2 separate regions of the Homo sapiens genome follow, and region 2 is linked to region 1. Evidence: chromatin loops called from intact Hi-C (ENCODE). Cell type or tissue: breast epithelium. All regions are shown on one strand. Each heading gives the region's core, and the rest is flanking DNA. Links, peaks and the distances in the headings are about the cores only.

Region 1 (11,579 bases), core at 1-8,000:
CCTGGCCAACATGGTGAAACCCTGTCTCTACCAAAAAATACAAAAATTAGCCAGTCATGGTGGCACGCACCTGTAATCCCACCTACTTGGGGGAGCTGAAGCATGAGAATCACTTGAACCTCGGAGGCAGAGGTTGCAGTGAGCCGAGATCGAGTGACCCTGTCTCAAAAAAAAAAAAAAAAAAAAAAAAGGCCTTTCTTCTGAACTGCCCCAGAGCCTCCATCAGATGCTCCAGATGTCACTGTCCTCCACCTGTGGTCGCTTGGTTAGGATTTGCGTGAGGCTTTCTAGGCCCTAAGGACTCAGGTAGTGAAGAGAAGTGCAGCAGGTGAGACGGGCTATGAAGATCCGAGGCTCACCTGGTCCTGGTTCCTGGTGATGAGGAGTGGATGATTTAATGCAGGGTAGGTAGGGCTGCAGGCACATGGATTATTCAAGGTGGTCTTGGAGCCATGGCCCCAGGGTGGGAGCTGGCATCCAGGCAGGACTTATGGATGGGAGAGGGGCTCAGCCCCATCCACTGCACCCTAAACCCAGCCTGGCACCGGGGTCCTCACGCAGCCTGGTGCCCTTCAGTCCTGTTTTTCTGGCAGCTGCCTCAGGCTTGAGAATAAACTCCACCCAGTTGCTTCCACTCGATCCTCCCCACAGCAAATATCTGGCCCCCCCTGCATCTTTTGCACGCAATTCCCAAACTGGAGAATTTTCCATATTTTGAGTCTGTCCCAATCAAGGTAGAAGCCAGAACTCACTCCCCACCCTCCTCAGGGGGCAGTCATTATGACCAATGTCCCTACGTGAGACTCGTAGGGGGTCCTCTATAGAGAATGGGGTGGCGGAGGTCTCTGGCCCTTCAGGGCAACGGTGGCAGAGTTCTGGGGTCACACTGGAGCAGAGCTTTCTGGGGTCGGGGGGCAGCCTCTGCTGTGAGTCTTAGGTATTATTCTTAGCTCCGTGGCATCCAAGTCTGACTCTTTGGTCTCCTGGAGATCCCATGAGCTTCAAAATGCCTTTCAATAACTTGCTTTTCTGTGAAAACTAGCTGGAGTGAAGCCCTACCACTCTTAGAAAAACTCACCAGGCAGAAAGGATGGGAAAAGCAATCCTAGCAAAGAGTGGCAGTTCTTAACCCTTTAAGCCAGCTGGGCACTTATAAACGTGCCCACACCCAGCATCCTGCTTGCTTTGGGCATAACCCACATCTGAGTCGTTAGGGTGGCTTTAAATTCTGCAATGTTATGGGATTACACTTTTCTGTAATATTTGCATGAATTGGCTTGGGTCCCTATCACACATGAGGTGAAGATCCCAAGATGTTTTCCCTTCCCATGTCTTCAGGGGGTCTAGGGGACAGTGAGTTTTATTCAGGTCTCTTCTCTCTTCTTTGCTGTGCTTCTGCTTGTTCTCTTCTTGCTCTCTGTACAGTGTCGCCCTCCACCAGACACACCCGAGGTCCTTTATTCCCTAAAGGACACCAATGAAAGGCTGAGTGTTGAAATCTGGGAGCCAGAAAGTGGGGTGAGTGATACCACAAAACAGCACAGCAGACCATCTCTTTTTTCTTTTAAGATTTTATTGTAGGATATATCACACACAGAAAAGTGCATGAAACATAAATGTACACTTTAGCAAATCGTTATAAAGTAAAGACCTATATAACAGTCACCCAACTGAAGAAATAGGCTATTGCCAGCGCTCCAGGACCCTCCCATGTGCCCCACTGTAAACAGTCTTTACAGTGACATGTTTCATACATTCAGAAGAGTGTATAAAACAGATACAACTGAATGAATCTTCCAAAAAGGAACACCGTGTGCCCATTAAATATGGTATTACTAATATCTAAGAAGTCTTTTTTTTTTTTTTCAATGGAGTGTCACTCTGTCACCCAGGCTGGAGTGCAGTGTTGCGATCTTGGCTCACTGCACCCTCTACCTCCCGGGTTCAAGCGATCCTCACACCTTAGCCTCCTGAGTAGCTAGGATTATAGGTGTGTGCCACCACGTCTGGCTAATTTTTTTTCTAACAGTTTACAAAAGTCCTTTCTGGGGACATCACTGGACAAGACCATGAGTGAGCCTAGGGAAACACAGGCTCCCTATAACTAAGGCATCGGGCAGGGCTGTGATGTGAGCCAGATACCGGACACCTGGCAAGAGGAGGGAGCTGTTTGGTGTTTTTTCCTTCTAAGCTCACTATGGCCCACATCCAGTTCTCAGGAGCAGGGCAGATCACACTGAGGTGGGGGTGGCAGCAGGCAAGGAGGGGTGGGCACAGACTGCACAGCACATGGTCAAGACAAGGCAAGGGCAAATCAAAACTGGGGCCAGGCTCACCGGAGCCTCCTGTCCTCAGGTTGGAAAGACTGTCCGGTGGCAGTGACGCTGCGACAGCCCTCGATGTACCTCTTGCTGGCATTGTGCCACCCCCTCGGGGACCAGCTGCCCTCCCTGTCTTGTGCAGTGCTGTCCTCCTGCACTACCCTCCTACGGACTGCTCCTTGCCTCCTCTCCATGCTGGCTGTGCCGTTTCCTATGTCCTGTGTCTTCCCTTCTGTTAACTCTCAGTTTGGAGGAGCACATTCTCCAGTAGCTTCTTGAGAAATGTTGCATGGGAGGAAATTTTCTTGCAATATCGCACGACTAAAAGTGTCTTTAGCCTCATACATAATTAGTATTTGGCTGGATAGAGGAGTCGGCTTGGAGAGCGTGTCCCTCCAGCATTTTGGGTTTGCCTTTGCTGTCTTCTTGTGTCCCAGCGCTGCTGATGAGTTATCAGAATCATTCCGAGTCCTCATCTTTTGCATGTCACCTGTTTTCTGCCCCATCTGAAAGCTTGTGGAATTCCATTGTCCCCAGCTGCCTGAAATTTCACAAAGATATGCTTGGCATGGGCCTGTTTTCATCCCTTGCCTGGCTCTTTTTTCTCTGTAATTTCTGTTATTTCCATATTAGATCTCCTGGGCTAAGCCTCCAATATTTTAAATCTTCTCTCCTACTTTCCATCTCTTGTTTTTTTTTTTTTTCTTCCTGATTTCTAGGAGATTTCTTCAACTTTATCTTGCATACCCTCTGATGTGGTTTGGGTCTGTGTCTCTGCCCAAATCTCATGTTGAATTGTAATCTCCAATGTTGGAGGTGGGGCCTGGTGGGAGGTGACTAGATTATGGGGGTGGATTTCTCCTGAATGGTTTAGCACCATCCTCTTGGTGCTGTCCTCATGACAGTGAGTGAGTTCTCCTGAGACCTTGTTGTTTAAAAGTGTGTGGCACCTCCCCCTTCTCGCTCTTGCTCCTGCTCTGGCCATATGACATGGCTGCTCCCACTTCACCTTTCTCCATGATTGGAAGCTTCCTGAGGCCTCCCCGGAAGCAGATCCTGGAGCTCTGCTTCCTGTACAGCCTGCAGAACCATGAGCCAATTAAACCTCTTTTCTTATAAATTCCCCAGTCTCAGGTATTTCTTTATAGCAATGTGAGGATGACATAATACACCTTCTACTGTGGCTGCCATGTTTTTCATTTCCAAGAGTGTTTTACTTTTATTCTCAGCATATTCACTTTTCCTGTCTTCTAGGGTGGGGCTTGCCAACCTTTGACTTCATGGGGGAGTGGTCTGGATGTGTCGTTTGTCAGAGATCCCCCCATATCAGGATTTAGTCTTCCTTTTGAGTTGCCCAGACTATTTAGAGAAGATTGTTCTAACTCCTGCTTTGAGAGGAAGGCTGCCTTGTGTTTTGGGTGTTTAGAGTCAGAGTCCGGGGTGGGGTCTCCATAGGCATATGACCCAGAATCTTCCTGCCTTCTGGGCAGTAACCACTCACAGTAATTTTCCAGTGGGGAAGGGGAGGGGACAGGAGGGTTTCCAGGCATCTGACTGCTTCTTAAACAACTTTCAACCCATCCTTATTTCAACTTCCTTCTTTACCCAGCTTAGAGAGGTTCCCTCTAGAGTCAGTTCCTGAGACTTCTAAGCATCCTGCTTGTAAATGGTTTTGATTCTAAACTCTCCCCACTGCTGGCCTAGGAACTGGCTTTCTCCATCTGCGTCGGAGAATGCTCATCTGCCAGCTTCCCATGTTTTGCTCCTGTTTTCTCCTCTTCTGTTTCCCTCATTTTTGTGGTTTTATGTCTTCCTTTTAAAGTTCTCTATTATTGTTCTAGTGAGATTTGGGGAAAAATGCAATTAGATGTGTGTTTAGGCTGCCACTTTAACTTGAAAACCTCAAATATTCCTCTTCTGAAAGTCCCCCAGCCACTTCCTGAGAGTAGGAATTTCACGCCAGCCCTCTCTTCTCAAATGCCAGCTTCCCTCCGTGTGGCTTGGATGCCTCAAACTCAACACCCTCATCGCCTTCATTTCTGTCTTCCTCACAGAGGCCCCGCAGCTCCGTGTGAGGCCTGCACACAGGAGAGACAAAGAGACATGAACTGGGAGACTCCAGAGGAGGTGTCTGTGCTGGGAAGAGAGACGACAGGGCCTGGGGCTGCTGCCTAGCTGGGGAAGAGCTGGGCCCCAGGTGAGGGCTTCTGGGCCCTGGCTCCGATCTGACCCAGGCAGACTCACAGACAATATCAATGTCCTGTGGTTTATGCCAGGATACAGAAAGTACGGGATAGAGCAGGAGCCCAGAGGAGGTGTGACTCACCCAGCTGGGAGACTTCGGGGAGAGCAGGGAAAGGTAAAGTGTCCTGGACTAAACTGGGCCTTGAAGAATGAGAAGCTCTTGGCCAGGTGGAGAAAGTGAGGAAAGGGGTGTTTCAGGCAGGCAGTCCACTGACCTATGTATGGTACCTCTGCAAATTAGACAAAGGTGTCCCCTCTGGGTAAATGTAGACAGTGACAGAGAGGCCTGCATGTGCGAAAGCTTGGTGTGCTCTGTGGCAGGCAGGAGAATGACCCTCGAAGAAGTACAAGCCCTAATCTCTAGACCCCGAGAATCGGCCTGTGGATGTGATGAAGGACCTCGAGATGGAGCGCATATCCTGGATTATCTGCGCAGGTCCTGGGTAATCACCAGGGCCCTTCTAAGAGGGAGGCGGAGAGAGAGGTCAGTGTCAGAGAGAGATGTGACGATGGGAGAAGAGGTCAGAAAGAGATTGGAAGATGCTACTCAGTGGCTTTGCAGATGCAGGGAGGGGGCATGAACCAAGGAATCGGGAGGCTTTTTGAAGCTGGGAAAGGCAAGGCAATGGATTCTTTCTTGGAACCTCCAGAAGGAATGCAGCCCTGCTGGCACCTTGACTTTCATCCTTTAAGACCCATGTCTGGACTCCTGACCTCCAGAACTGTAATATAATACATCTGCGTTGTTTCGAACCTGTAAGTCTGTGGTAGTTTGCTGCAGCAACAACAGGAATTAATACTCAGGCCCTGGTGCTTTCAGGGAAGGGCTGTGGCCAATGTGCCTGGGGCCTGGGGTGGGAGAGGTGGAGTGGGGACAGATGAGGCTGGACAGATAGGCAGGGGATACACAGGGCCTTCCAAGTCACAGCAAAGAATTTGCCCTAGCCAAGGCAGTCCAAGTGAGACAGGAGGAAGAGGGGAGCAGTATTTTGGGGGGATCCGTGCTGTGGAAGATGGTCTGGTGGGAAGTGGCTGGGGCACACTGACATTGGGGAGCTGCTGTAGGTGCAGCAGAAGGTGACATGGCCTGGACCCAGCTAGTGGCAATGCGGGAAGGCATAGCCTGCCTGAGAGCTGAAACACAGCAGAGGGCAAATTCCTCTTCTCCCCTGCCCTTGTTTTTTTTCTTCCTGCCTCACCCAGCTATGGTGCCAAAGGCTCCAAAGGGCCACCTGAGATAAGGTAATGATTTTGGAGGAAGAGTAAATTCTGGGGAATGTTCCCAACGGCTCAACTGGGAAAGGACAATTGACTTCCTATGTGTGCACAGCTATTCATGCACACTCACACCAACGACACACACACACACACACACACACACACACACATGAGGGGTTCTAGCATGCCCGTGGCCTTTCTCCTCATTGGCCTTCTCCCTCGCGGGGCCAGGGAGAGGCTGCTCACCCTTGGCAGTCCCAGGAGCCCGAGGTGCGGCCCAGGGGGCATGTCTGATGTCAGGCCTCCAACAGTGACTCCCTTTTGGGGCCAACAGGTGAGGGAGACAGGAGGCGGGAGTCAGAGGACTGAACCCTGAGTGGGGAGGCACAGGGCACACTGCCAACCGACTCTTCAATCACACCTGTGATCACAGCAGAGGCGAAACTCTGGTCACTTCATCAGAAAGATCAAGATTGCAAACCACAGCACCTGGTGTGTGCACACCCTGCACCCTTCACTCAATCTCCAGCCACTCTGAACCACCTGTAGCTCTCTGAATGCCACCCGTTTCACCTGTCTCTTTCTCTGTCTGGGCATCTTCTCTCCCTTCTGGTCTGCCTGGTTATCTCCTCCTGATTGTTCAGGTCTCACATCAATAAATTCCTTTTCCGCGGGGACTGGCTGGGACTGGCTGAGGTTCAGTGCATGGACCCTGGAGCTAGTCAGCCCTGCAATGAGTGCAGCCCTGCTGCCCACCAGCTGTGTGGGGCAGTCAGGGCTCCTCCCTGGGCAAGAGACAAAAAACCCAACCCACACTGGCTTAAGCAAAAACAGTATGTATTGGCTTATGAACCTGAACAACCCCAGGATGGACTTCAGGCAAGGGTTTATCCAGGACTCAAACGAAGAAACCTGGGCCAGGTTTCCTACCCTCCATTTTTCAGCCCCATTTCCCTGGTGCGAGCTCCATTCTCAGATACACTCTGTCCAAAGCCCCAGGCCACATGCTCCCCTGTCCAATTTTATATTCAAATTTAAATTTATCTAAAACTTAAATATGAATAAACTATGTAAATCTGTAATATATATTTTATATACAATATGACATACATATTAAATAAATTTAAATTTATATAAATAGTAAATATTTTAATTTATTAAATTTATATTTATATTTAAAAGATGAGGAAAATAAAAGCATTTTAAAATGAAGTATTGTCTTCCTCCTTTTCTGCTGGCCTGGGTCTTTACACCATGGCAGAGGTCACTGCTGGTAGATGAGAGAAAGCTTTCTAAAGCTGAGACATGTGTTTTTGAGAACTAAATGTTAGATGGAGGGCAGTTAAAAATTAAAATATACCTTTGGCCAGGCGCAGTAGCTCATGCATATAATCGCAGCACCTTGGGAAGCTGAGGGGGTGTGGATCATTTGAGGCCAGGAGTTTGAAACCAGCCTGGGCAACATAGTGAAACCCCATCTCTTCAAAGATAAAAAATAATTAAAAATGTTTAAAAATAAAAAAAATTAAATGCACCTTTTCTAGACCCACTTCTATTCTAATAATTCTGCTTATATGCATTTATCCTATAAATATATGTCACTTGTTCAAAATAATTTATGCACAAGATTATTTATTGTAGAATTATTTGTATTAGTAGTGGATAGTTAGAAAAAGCATAAATATTCATTAATAGGCAATTGGTTAAACAAAGTACAGGACATTCCTATAATGGAACACTGTGATACTATAAAGTCATAGTATCATTAACCAAGAATGAAATCTCTGTCTGTTTTTTTTTTTTTTTTTGGAAACAGAGTCTTTCTCTGTCATACAGGCTGCAGTGCAGTGGCATGATCTTAGCATCTTAGCTCACTGCAACCTCTGCCTCCCAGGTTCAAGCAATTCTTGTGCCTCAGCCTCCCGAGTAGCTGGGACTATAGGCATGCACCACCATGCTCGGCTAATTTTTTTTTTTTTTGTATTTTAATAGAGACAGGGTTTCATGGTGTTACCCATGCTGGCCTCAAACCCCTAATCTCAGACAATTCACCCGCCTTGGCCTCCCAAAGTGCTAGGATTGCAGGCATGAGCCACCATGCCCGACCTAAGAATGAAATATCTCTATAGTGACATGGAATGAGCTCCATGATATATTAAATGAAAAAATAGGCCAGGTGTGGTGGCTCACGCCTGTAATCCAAGCACTTTGGGAGGCTGAGGCGGGTGGATCATGAGGTCAGGAGATAGAGACCATCCTGGCTAACATGGTGAAACCCCGTCTCTACTAAAAATGCAAAAAATTAGCTGGGCGTGGTGGCGGGCGCCTGTAGTCCCAGCTACTTGGGAGGCTGAGGCAGGAGAATGGCGTGAACCCGGGAGGTGGAGTTTGCAGTGAGCTGAGATCATGCCACTGCACTCCAGCCTGGGCAACAGAGCGAGACTCCGTCTCAAAAAAATAAAATAAAATAAAAAATTAAATAAATAAATAAATGAAAAAATACAGAATATTATATAACCATTTATGTAAAATGTGTGTGTGCATGTATGTGTGTGTGCATAAGACAAACTTGTATTATGCAAACTTGTATTATGCGTAAAATATCATATGTCTGGAAGGCAGAAATTTTGGAAAAGGGCATGCTCCTCTGGGAATGCTCATAGGGTGCCCATTAACACCATCAGAATTTTGTATAATTTGTCTATATTTACCTATTAGAAAATAATAATTTTCTTAAAAAGTACCTCAAAATAATGAAAACATGAATAAATGAATAATGAATAAATGAAGTGCTTAGACCAGAGTCTGGCCTAGAATGATCACTAAGGAATGTTGCCTGTCGCCCCCTCCCAGGGCTGCCTTGGCACTCTCTGTGCCCTCATCACATTGCATACACACCTCCATCCCAGCAATTATATCACTGTGTCATCACTGCCAAGTTCCACATCTGTCCAACTGGACCAAATATGACTGTACTTCAGGGGCATTATTTTTGAGCTTTATGTCCTCTGCCCCTAACATAGACCCTGGCATGGAGTAGGTTGTTGAGTGAATGAAGGACGGAATACATTTACTAATGAATGTATTAGAGGGAAAAATGAGGCTTTAGCCTCTGCTCTCTAGAAGCTCATGGCCCAGTAGTGGGACAAGAGTCACACAGGAAACATTTCAGTGACTACAGGCTGCATATGACAATGGCCCTGTGACCCTGGGGATCTGGGCGAAACAGAAGGGAACGCTCCCCAGAGCAGAGAAGAAGTGATTACAATTGGAAGGGTGGGTTGAAGCCTGCCAGCAGATGGGAGTCAGGGCAGCAGCAGGACCACACCTGGTATGGTGGGAAACACAGGGGAACCTGAACTTGACCACAAGGCAAAGCTATGCTCAGTTGACCCGCTATTATAACACAGGCTTCAATCTCAGGGCCATGCAAGGACACCTGAAAGACACCTGAGCCTAACGAGCTGCTGCTTGGAGTCAGCACTCAGAGATGGAGCTGGGTAGCCAGTCAGCCCCTCTGCCTTCGTCTCCAGCCCTGCGGGAACTGGGTTTTTGTGTCTTCTGGAATCTCAGGACTAGGATCAGACAGGAAGTATACACCCTTCCTGTATTTGTCCTAAAAACTGGCCTGACTGCTTGGAATGGTTATTAACTTGATTATTAACTTGGTCATTAACCAAGACCTGACCTAACAGTGTCAATTCTTGGGGGCTGGAAGGTGGCACAAGGCTCAGGAATGCCAGCCAGACTCACCATCAGTGAGATTGCTTTTGTTATTTATCATTGTATCACAAACCACTCCAAAGCTCAGTGGCTTTAAAACCACCACAATTTTATTGGCTCTCTCATGGTTCCATGGGTTGTCTGGGATCAGCGGGTGGATCTTCTGCTGGTCTTGCTTAGAAGTCTCTCATGCAGGTGCATTCAGATAAAGCTTGAGGCTGGAGTCAGCTGGAAGCTCAACTAAAATGCTGGATCAGTGGACCTCTCCTCCTCTCCATGTGGCCTCCCCATGTGGCCTCTTCAGCAGGGTGGCCAGAAATCTTTCATGGTGACTCAGGGCTCTCCAAGTGAAAGAAAGAAGAAGTATTAATAGAAACTCCCATTTCACTTTTTTGTTTGTTTTTGGTTTTTAGAGACAGGGTCTCACTCTGTCATCCAGGCTGGAGTGTAGTGGCATGATTATGGCTCGTTGCCACCTTGAACTCGTGGGCTCAAGTGATCCTCCCACCTCAGCCTTCAGAGTAGCTAGGACCACAGGTATGTACCACTACACCTGGCTAATTTTTAAATTTTTTGTAGAGATGGGGGTCGCACTATGTTGCCCAGGCTGATCTCAAATTCCTGGCCTCGAGCACTCCTTCTACCACAGCCTCCCAAAGTGCTGGGATTACAGCCATGAGCCACCACACCCAGCCTGCCATTCCTCTTAAAGGCTAAACCTGAAGCTGGCATGGTATCACTTCCACCGCATTCTGTTGGATAGTGTGTGTCAGAGGCCAGCCTAGGTTCAGTGTGGGAGGGGACTACATCAGGGCATGAATGCCAGGAGTGTGCTTCACTGGGGCTCATCGCTGGAGGCCAGCTGTCAAGCATGGCAGAGTGTTAGAGGCGCAGCTGAGGCAGCAAGGAGAGAAGTGATTGGTCAGTGATAGATCCAGGTCTCATGGTCCTCTCCACTCGGCTAAGGAGGTCCTGGGGCTGGTCTTGGCTCAGGTCTTCCTAGCACAGCAGGAGTCAAGCCCAGGCGGATCTGCTTATATATCACACTTTTTCACCCCCACCTCTCTGTACACCGTGCCTGTGCTCAGGGCTTTGGCCCCACTGTTCTCTGAATGGATGCCCCTTGACTGGCCACTTTAGCACACAGAGTTAAAGAAGCCCTCAGCGTGGCAGTGGTGGCCTGGCTGTTGCAAGGGAAACTCCAGTCTACTATACAGAATTGCCTCCTGGGCTGTTCCACTTGCTCCTCCCTAAAGCACCTCAACATCAGTACATCCAGAGCTAATCCCCCACCTCCCGCCCTGACACTCTCCAGAGGAGACTTCATCCAGGAGCTCCAAGGCCATTTGTCCTTCCTGAATAGATGGCTCAAAGACAGCCCCTGTTATAGTAGAGCAGAAAAATCAAGTTTAATATCTGGAAGTGCCCTTTCCCTAGAGTGAAATGCAGGCAGTAACCATGCCTGACTCAATATTATTTCTTGATAAGTAAACTGGATAAATTATGTGGAAGCATGAAAAAGTGTGGAGTGCTATAACCAGGGGAAGGACTATTATTTAAAGCAGGGACATTTGACCTCCGTTGATTAGTACTCATTACCCACTTCTGACAACAGAGCCCTTTCCCTTAAGAAACCCATTCCATGTGGTTTGGATGGGGCTAGCCTACTGAGAAGTTGGTACACGGCCTTAGGCCTAACCAGTCAAAGACTCCATATCTCCGACTATATGGATTGGTTCAGAAGTGGGCATGTGACCTCAGACTAGGCCAATCAGAGTCCTCAAGACTTTTCTGCTGGAGCTCTCAGGAAACACACTTTCTGTCACTTGAATTGCTAAGGTCAATCTGGCCTCCCATCTAGTAAGAACCCACTTGGGAAATATGTGTGTGTGTGTGTGTACCTGAACTATATATACTACATGATGTGGTGATTTGAGCAGGCTCTTATATATATATATATGAGAGGTAGAAACCTGTTGACATTATTCTAGCCTCTGGATCCAGCATTGCCTGAATCAGACCAACCCTGACATTTCAGTTCCATGAACCAATGTGTTATCTTTTTTGTAGCCT
Region 2 (8,000 bases), core at 1-8,000, 86 kb before region 1:
TTCTCCTTTTTCCAGAGAGCAGCCAGAAGTGACATTTATGTGCCTGAGTGTAGCCAGCAGCTTTTCTGATCAGTTCTAATTTGTTACTTTTCTCCAGTGGCACTAAGAAACTAATCAGATGAGTTAGGCTTATTTCCAAGCTGAGAGTTTTAGGCTCTGGGTAAGGGCCTTGCCTGTGAGTGAGACTGATGATCTGTGATATGTGGATTTTGTACCCTTCATGAACTTCAGCTGGGACCTGTTGCAGTCTCCCCTCTACCTCCCTGCACCCCACCTAGAGTAACAAAGAGGTGCTGCCAAGGTGAGGCCTTTAGGGGCCTCTCTCAGTGGAGAAAAATGAGTCATCTCTTGGGGGAAGTGCTTGCTGACCCCCATGTTCCAAGTTCCTCGACCTGGTTTGACTTGTAAGTGACTTGCTGGTCACAGGTAGCTGGACTGACCAGCTGAGGGCCATTATTCTTTAGCCTTGACTGTTACTCTCAGCTTCGGTCATGCCCCCAACTCTTCACCACATGTTTGATTTGGATTTTAGTTCCTGTTTCTATATAATGTGCATCCATACTGTGTGACAGGCCAGAAATGGCTTTGGATTAAGTAGAGCCCCAGGACTGAGTCTCAACTCTGCCACTAATTTACTCCATAATCTGGGGTGAGTCACTTTCCTTCCAAGTCTTGTTGTCCTCATCTGTAAAGCGGACATCATGATACCTGTTCTCCCTGTCCTCATTCTGTCATTTGCGTATTCATTTCATAATGGATATGTGAAAGTACTTTGTGATGAAACCGCCTGAGGAAAGTTAGCTGTCGATATAATTAAGGTTACCTTTTTTTGAGTGCCTACTGTTGAGTGCTCAGTACTTTTCTTTCATTCTTATTTGAACTTTACCCAAAACCTTTACAATATATATCATTGCCCCACTTTGTGGATGAGGAAGCTGAGGCCTAGGGTGGCGGGCCCCTCCATTGGCTGAGACAGGATTTGTGTGTGTGTGTGCAGTGTGTGTGTGTGTGCGCATGTGTATGGGTATGGTGTGAATACATCGCAAGACTGTCAAGTCTCCCCTGAGAAGCCTGGCATTTGGGGGCTGGCTGAACCCTGCAAGGCTCTACTGGGCATTTGCTGGTCCGTCCTGAAGACCATGGATATGAGCGTTTTGGGCTGAGGGGGCTGGGCCAGGCTGAGCTGGCCTGAACAGTGCCATCAGGCAAACAACACTGGGTTGGGTTCAACTGATGGCCCCTCAGGGACAGGCGAGAGCTCCTCACAGGAAGTAAATTGGGACCTGAGAGAGCAGGGTGGGAACCATGTGGACTGGGTGTGGAGGGGCCTGTTTGGATGGCGCCCTCAGGCCAGACCCCAGGTGGTGCCCAGCTTGCACCATCTTTTACCTTGGGCGCTGGGGAAACATTCTTGGAATTAGCAGATTCTTTTGTAAGCCTGGGAGGCGGGCAGCATGGCGCGGGTGGTGGCCAGAACCCAGGACTCCTGGCTCTGGTGCCACAGTCACCTCCTGGTCCCCTCCAACACCAGGTCCTGCTGGGGGTGGGGACAGCCCATGAGGAACTGGTCATTAGGCGATTGCCGGGCTTCAACTGTTGCCCGATTGCCTTCTTTTCACCAACCAGTTTTGGAATCTTGGGTTGAAAGGGCCCCTGAGGCCCTGAGAGATTCAGGGAGTTTGTGGAAAGAGGGCTTTGGTGCTGGGATCCTGTACCCTGTCACTTCTCTCTCAGCTGTTCCAGCAGAGGTTGGGTTTTGGATGGGAGCATGTATTCTGGAACCTTCCACTGAATGGGACATGCGTGCCCTGACAGGCTCCAGGGGAAGGCTGATGTGTGTATGCCCCTCACCACAAGGAGGTATGTTTGGGGTGCAGGTTGTAGAGGTGAGGCCGCAGAGGCAAGACCCTGGGCTTGGGGCTACTTCAGCAACTGTCTTATCCAGCTGCAGGTGGTCATGGGGCCCACGCCATCGCTTCCCCTGGAAGAGTGAGCTTTACCTGTGATGTTACTGCTTTTGCCCGCCCTCAGGAAGCTTTCATTTAGGTGGAGAGACAGTGTGAGAAGGTCCCTGGCATTCCTGAGACAGGTGCACCGGGTCAGCTTGCCTGTGGTCAGTACTGTGGGGATCTCGGGGAGGGGTGGCCTGAGCCTCCCCTGGCAAGTGTCCTGCTTTTTGGCAGGGCCTGTAAGGGTGGGGGCAAGCTTATGGGGCAAGGGGGGTGTGCCGTGGGAAATCTTGGGTCTTGGGGCCATTGAGTCAGGAGAGCAGAACAGGCGGCGGCTGGACCTGCTCCTGCACTCAGTCACTTGCCCAGCGACCTCTCCTGCTGCGCTCGGGGCTTCCCGAGGCTGCCACTGGTTCCTCTCCCCACTGGGAGCCCCTCAAGGGTCTCTGACCTCCTGGCTTTTATGGCTTCGTGGCTGCCTAATTTTGTGTAGAGGATGGGCCTCCTCTGGCCGTCAGCCCTGGGAAAAACTCTCTGCCTAGTGATTCACCTGAGGGTTGCAGCACCATGAGATGCTGTGTGTGTGTGTGTCTGTGTGTGTGTGTGTCTGCGTGTGTATGTCTGTGTGTATATCTGTGTGTCTCCATGTGTCTGTGTGTGTGTCCATGCATCTGTGTGTCTTTGTCCATGTACGTGTGTGTGTCCCTCTATGTGTCTGTCTCTTTGTGTTTGTGTGCGTCCGTGTGTGTGTCCGTGTGTACGTGTGTCTCTGTGTGTGTGTGTGTCTGTGTGTTTATGTGTCTGTGTGTGTCTGCGTCCGTGTATATTTGTATCTGTGTGTGTCTGTGTCCGTGTATATGTGTGTCTCTGTGTGTGTGTGTCTGTGTGTGTGTGTGTCTGTGTGTGTGGTGGGGGGGTGCTTACTGCACAGGTTGCCACTGCATTTGGGCCTTGCCTGGGCACTCCTGACTTGCCTTCCCCTGTCAGGCTGCAGTCTCAGTTTTGGGGGGCCTGGTCACTACCTGGCTGCAGCTTCCTTTTCAGACACCAGCTTCCTTTCTGCCTCCCACCTCTGCTGGTGGCCTTTTCTCTTTTTCACTGTGGCTCTGACATCCATCATGGCCTTGGCCTTGGAAATCTGTGGGAGTTATTCCTACAGAGACGGGCAGTCAGGTCACCTGGCCTTCCTGGTTCAGCTGAGCCCCGACTGTTTGGCTGTGGCAGGCCATTGCCTCTCTGGGCCTCAGTTTCCTCCTCTGCCAAAGGGTCGTTCTTCCTGTCCTCAGTTCTGAGAGCCACATGGTTACAGAGAGACCTTATCCTGGGAAGGGCAGAGGTGGCACTGAAGGACTTGTTGGGGGCTCACATTTCTCTGCCAGTATTCTTTCTTGGGACTCGAAGGAGAGTTGGTTGCCCAAGGGGTCATCGGTGGGATGGGCAAGGCCAGTGGAGGGCAGGGCAGGCTGCTTGAGGGGTGGATTCGAGCTCCTTGTGGGAGCTGGAGTGGACAGAGGTGCCTGGGTGACGTTGGGCCAGGGCTGGGGCTGTATGATGTTCTCCGCACACACACCCAAGAGTCCTGGCACCTGCCCGAGGTCCGCTCAGCAGCAGGAATGAAGGCTGTGGCGGGCAGGTTGGGGCAGTGGGGAAGGCGGGCATGTTGATCAGTCCACTCATCAGCTGAGTCATGGTGCCAGGGCCACGGGTCCTCCCCTGAGACTCACCCAACCAACCTTGATCCACTGCAAGCCCTCTGGGGGCCGGCACGAGGCAGAGAGTGCAGCAAGACACAGCCGGGGCTCAGGGGCCTGGCTTTCTGTCTTGGCCCTGCCTCCTCTCTCTCGAGTGACTGTGTACAGAGGCCTCTCTTGGTCTCAGTGAACCCATCTGTGACATAGGGGGAAGGGGCTGAGAGGCAGAGGTGAGGCAATGCTTTTGGGTGTGCATGGCCTCTTGTGGCTGTGTCGTGTGACTGGTGGGTATCTGGGGGCCTGCCTGTGCTCTGCTGCCTCAAGTTCTGAGGGCTTCATGAGACCTATCTGGCTTGACCAGATCTAAAGCCCAGATCCTGGGTACCTGCTGTGTGCGTAGCCCTGTGCAGTGGTGAGAGTTCCATATCTGGTCCAGGGGATTCCTGTAAGAGAGGGTGGCTGTTACTGGAACCAGACGAGAGAGGTGGTCTCTGCAGTGACAATGAACGGGATTCGCGATTCAGCACCTGTCACGTCTCCCCACAGGAAGGGTTTTGTCCCAGAGTCCCACGATACAGCAGTATCGAACTAGGAGCCTGGGCTGTAAGGCAGGACATTTTATGGAGCTCCAAACCTGTGGGGCTGCCTTCTGGCCATGGGAAGTGTCAGGGCAGGGGGTCTCCCTGAGGGAGCTGCAAAGGCTGCCAGTCCTGCTCTAGGACCACTCGTGTGCACCATGGATCTCCAAAGGTGTTCAGGGAACTCTTCCCCACGGTGGCGTGAGCTTGAGTTCATAGTCATTTCCACGTGGGGCTGCCTGGCTCTCTCTGTGGATCTTCTGTGCTACTCAGCAGGCTGAGAGACAGAACTCTGGCGCCTGGCCTGGGATGCGTACGGTGAGGATTGCACGTCTGCCAGGGTGGGATGTGGGGAGGTTGGAGGAACTTCTGGAGGGCCGAGGAGCTCGTGGCCAACTATGGCATTTGTCATGAACTGGGTCCCAGAAAGCCCTTTAGAACTTGGGCCCTGGCCCTGCTGTTCCCATGCTACCAATACCAGTGGTGGCCGCTGATGCTCCAGGGACCTTACCTGGTTGGGGACTTGATTGTGTCAGAGTGGCATTGACTCTACCTCCAGTAGCTTCCTGTCATCCCTGCTGCCCAGGAAACTGTCCGAGGCCTTGGAAGGCCCATCTTATCTGTAGTGTTCCAGGCGAATATGATGGTCAGGTTTGGGCTTGCAGGGCCCGAGGTTGTGGGGCGTTTCAGGAGCCTCTGAGACCTTCCTAGAGGCTGGTGTCATTCCAGCTTCTCCCAGAGAAAACCGCAGGGTGCAGTGCTGCTGTGATGGTGACCATATCTCTTCCAGGATGGGGTATCGGGGAGGGTCCGGGCGGCAAGACCTCAAGGCTGGCCAGGGCCTGCGGGGCTGAGGGCCAGGCTGGGATTGTGGGCCGTGCTTGGGCTGCATGAGATCTTCAGGCCCTGCCCCCCACCTTCCTCCCTGAAAGGGACTTGGGGCCTGGGGGAAGAGCACAGGAGGAGTTTCCCTGGGGTCAGGCCTGGAAAGTCCAGGAAGCTCACCCCTGAGTCTCCTCGGGTGAATCTGCAGCAGTGACTGGTTGTCTTGGGCTCAGGGAATTGTAGAAAGGGCATAGAGCCCCCTGCCTCCCTCCCCACCTCCCGTGAATGAGGTTCATTCTTAGAGATCTTGTCTGGAGGCTGGGCATGCAGTGGGCACTCTGGCCCACCTGTCTTCCCTGTGTAAGGCAGTCACCTGAGCCTGAAGGCCTGGGCCTTCCTGCCTTTATTGAGTCCTGAGACCTTGGGGCTTCACAGCTGAGGTGGGACCGAGAACTAGCTGGCGTGGTTAGTCCCGGCTCGGGCTGGAGTGGAGAGGTGTTGTGGAGGCCAGGAGGAGCACAGGACACGGAGTCTAGCCCACCTGGATCACATCCGGACTTCATTGCTTCCTCCCTGTGTCATCGTGAGCACGATTCTTCACCTACCCCAGCCTCAGTTTCCTCATCTGTAAAATGGAGTTTCTCATATCCTGCCCCAGAGGGCTTTTGCAGAGGTTCCATGAAATACCATATGTGATATGATTGGGGCCCCTTCCTTGCCTAGAGCACAGAGAAGCAAGTCTAGGGGAGCACTGAGGCTGACCTGTGGGAAGGGGTGCAGTCTGACCCAGCCTGAGCGTGGAGTCACTCTGTGTGAATGGCCTGCTGGTCTGACCCCAGTGCTGCTGACGTTAACAGGGCCTGCAAACATGGCTTTTGCCCTTCTCAGAAACATGAGCCTTCACTAGCAGGCTAGACTTTGCTCTCTTCCACCCGAGCCTCTGCCAGGGGCTGCCTCCTGACCTGAGAAGGTACGGGCTGGGTTGCCTCCTGACCTGAGAAGGTATGGGCTGGGCTGGCAGATGGGAGAGGAGGCCAGGCAAAGCCAGACATTGGGGCACCCTGGCAGGGGCTCAGGCCTGCTGGGCAGGACCCCTAGCAATGGGGCACGGTGGCCTGTCCCCAGAACTTCAGACTGATGGCTGTCCTGGAGAAGGAGCTGGGTTTTCTATGGATGCCGACAAAGCTGGGCCAGACTGCAGGGTGCCACCAGTGGAAATGATGGCTGTTGTCTTCCTGAGAGTGAGAGAGCCCTGTGGGCTTCACTGTGATGGGTGGTTCATGGCATGACTGCCAGAGCAAGACTGCTGGCTTCAGTGGCTGTGTGCCTTGGGACAGATGACATAGCTCCTTTGCCTCAATTTTCTCATCTGTAAAATGTGCATGGTACTAGAACCTAAGGTGACTGTGAAGATCAAACTAATTAATTCAGAGAAAGTGCTTGGAAAAAACTGATTGCCAGCTCCTCTGGCCCAGAGGACTCAATAAACATTAGCTATGATCACTTTTTCTCCCTAGAGCCTAATTCAGTTGTTTCTATTCTTCAAGTAATCTCCAGTCCAGATCAGAGGCTTAGACTCTTCTTCCACCACACCCCCTGCCCACCAACTCCCCTGGTAGTCCCTGAGCTCTGGGCAAGGCATGTGGCTACTTCCCTTTCCTAGGGTCATGCTGAGCTTTTCAGACTGGAGCTGTGTCCACAGTCTCCCTTTCAGCCATCTCAACACCCACCGTGTGCAGAGGCTGAGAGGGCTAGGAGCTCTGTGCTGGGGGTTGGAGGCTGTGCAGATCTGCCAGCCCATCAGAGGGAGGGCAAGCCACTTGACCTGGGGCCCTGCCAGTAATCTGGAGGATCCACCTGGCTTCCCAGGTGGCTTCTCCCTCTTCAGAGAGAGCCGTCACAGAAAATTCTGTCTCCCATCCCCCAAACCAGAAGGGACCAGCCCCACCCTCCCCTGGGACTCCTTCAGGGACACTCTGCCTTCCCGTGTCTCTGGGCTTCTCAGCAGCCTCAGTGCTTACTCAATCTGAATTGTTCTTTATCTGAGAGGCAGGTTCCCAGGCTAGCCCATTGTTCTGTACGTGGGAGGAGAAACCGTGTACATCTGTGACTCCAGGAAGAGCAAAGAGAATTTCTTCCTCCTTTCCTGGGTATGGCATTGTTGGCATCCACATTTTGACAAAGGTTAAAAACTTTGCCCTTGACATCTTCCAGCCTCTCTGTTGTAATCCTGTTCCCTCTCCCAGAGCTCCCACCTACCCGCAGTGGCCTAGTTCCAGAGTTAGCCCCTCCCCACCTGGAAGTGATTTATGCTGTAGTGTGAGTGCTGGTACCCTTTAGCCTTCCCAGAGGACTTGTTTTCAAAGGGATATTGTGCAATGACAGGGACACTGATAGGAGAGATTTTGGTAATAAAGTTGGAGCTTGTTCCCCTCCCCCACCTTCACACACAGCTGGAGCCCTGGCCGGCTGCAGGTGTGTCAAAAGTGCAGTTTCTGCCTCTGTGAAACTTGAGGACACTTTATTTAGCAAGTACAAGGGGGAGGATGTCCCTAGAAGTCCATCTGGCAGAGGTGCCCCGGTCCCCAGGTCCGGTGGCTACCCATTCCAGGGGACCTGGTGGGGACTGACAGGGCTGGGCTTCTCAGTAAGGGCCGACTGGGGAAATCTTGGCTGAGATTCTGACCTTGGTGGGCTCTTTAGGGCAGACAGGGCTGGGGGAGGGACAGTGCTTTGGAGGCTTGGCTGCCCCCTCTGTCCCCATAGGGTGCCAGTTGCCCCACGGTCACCTTGATTTAGGATATCTCTGGCATCCTGCCTAAGCCATGACTCCCCTTGGGAAGCTGAGGGTGATGATACCAAGTCAGTGTGATCGAGTGTCCTTGTGGGTCCCTAAGTGGGGGGTGTTTGGCGAGTCTTGGGAGACAGATCCCTTGTTTGGCTCTCGGAGCAGAACT

What was found. Peaks named below come from ENCODE experiments on the same cell type or tissue, not always from the same donor. Only the 100,000 strongest peaks of a DNase experiment are listed, where the experiment ranks them.
Region 2: a loop joins it to region 1, with 10 times the contacts of the local background. A loop is called at or near these places in 47 of 110 quality-filtered maps.

What each region holds. Positions count from the first base shown.
Region 1 is chr2:20,124,066-20,135,644 of GRCh38, reverse strand. It overlaps LOC107985807 (a long non-coding RNA gene), which reads right to left. Exons shown (of 3, transcript XR_001739185.2): 3 at 9,595-9,847. Among named protein-coding and RNA genes, the nearest start is that of LAPTM4A-DT, 78 kb to the right of the region's middle. In breast epithelium, for the core only: no CTCF peak of the experiment used is centred there; no DNase peak of the experiment used is centred there; H3K27ac peaks cover 804 bases.
Region 2 is chr2:20,213,375-20,221,374 of GRCh38, reverse strand. All of the region lies in intron 1 of SDC1 (syndecan 1), which reads left to right. It overlaps LOC124905978 (a long non-coding RNA gene), which reads right to left. Exons shown (of 2, transcript XR_007086241.1): 2 at 7,548-8,000. Among named protein-coding and RNA genes, the nearest start is that of SDC1, 7.8 kb to the left of the region's middle. RefSeq lists enhancers at 5,385-6,009, 6,010-6,633, 7,699-7,788 and a silencer at 6,933-7,227. In breast epithelium, for the core only: no CTCF peak of the experiment used is centred there; a DNase peak (open chromatin) is centred at 3,584; H3K4me3 peaks cover 304 bases; H3K27ac peaks cover 7,177 bases.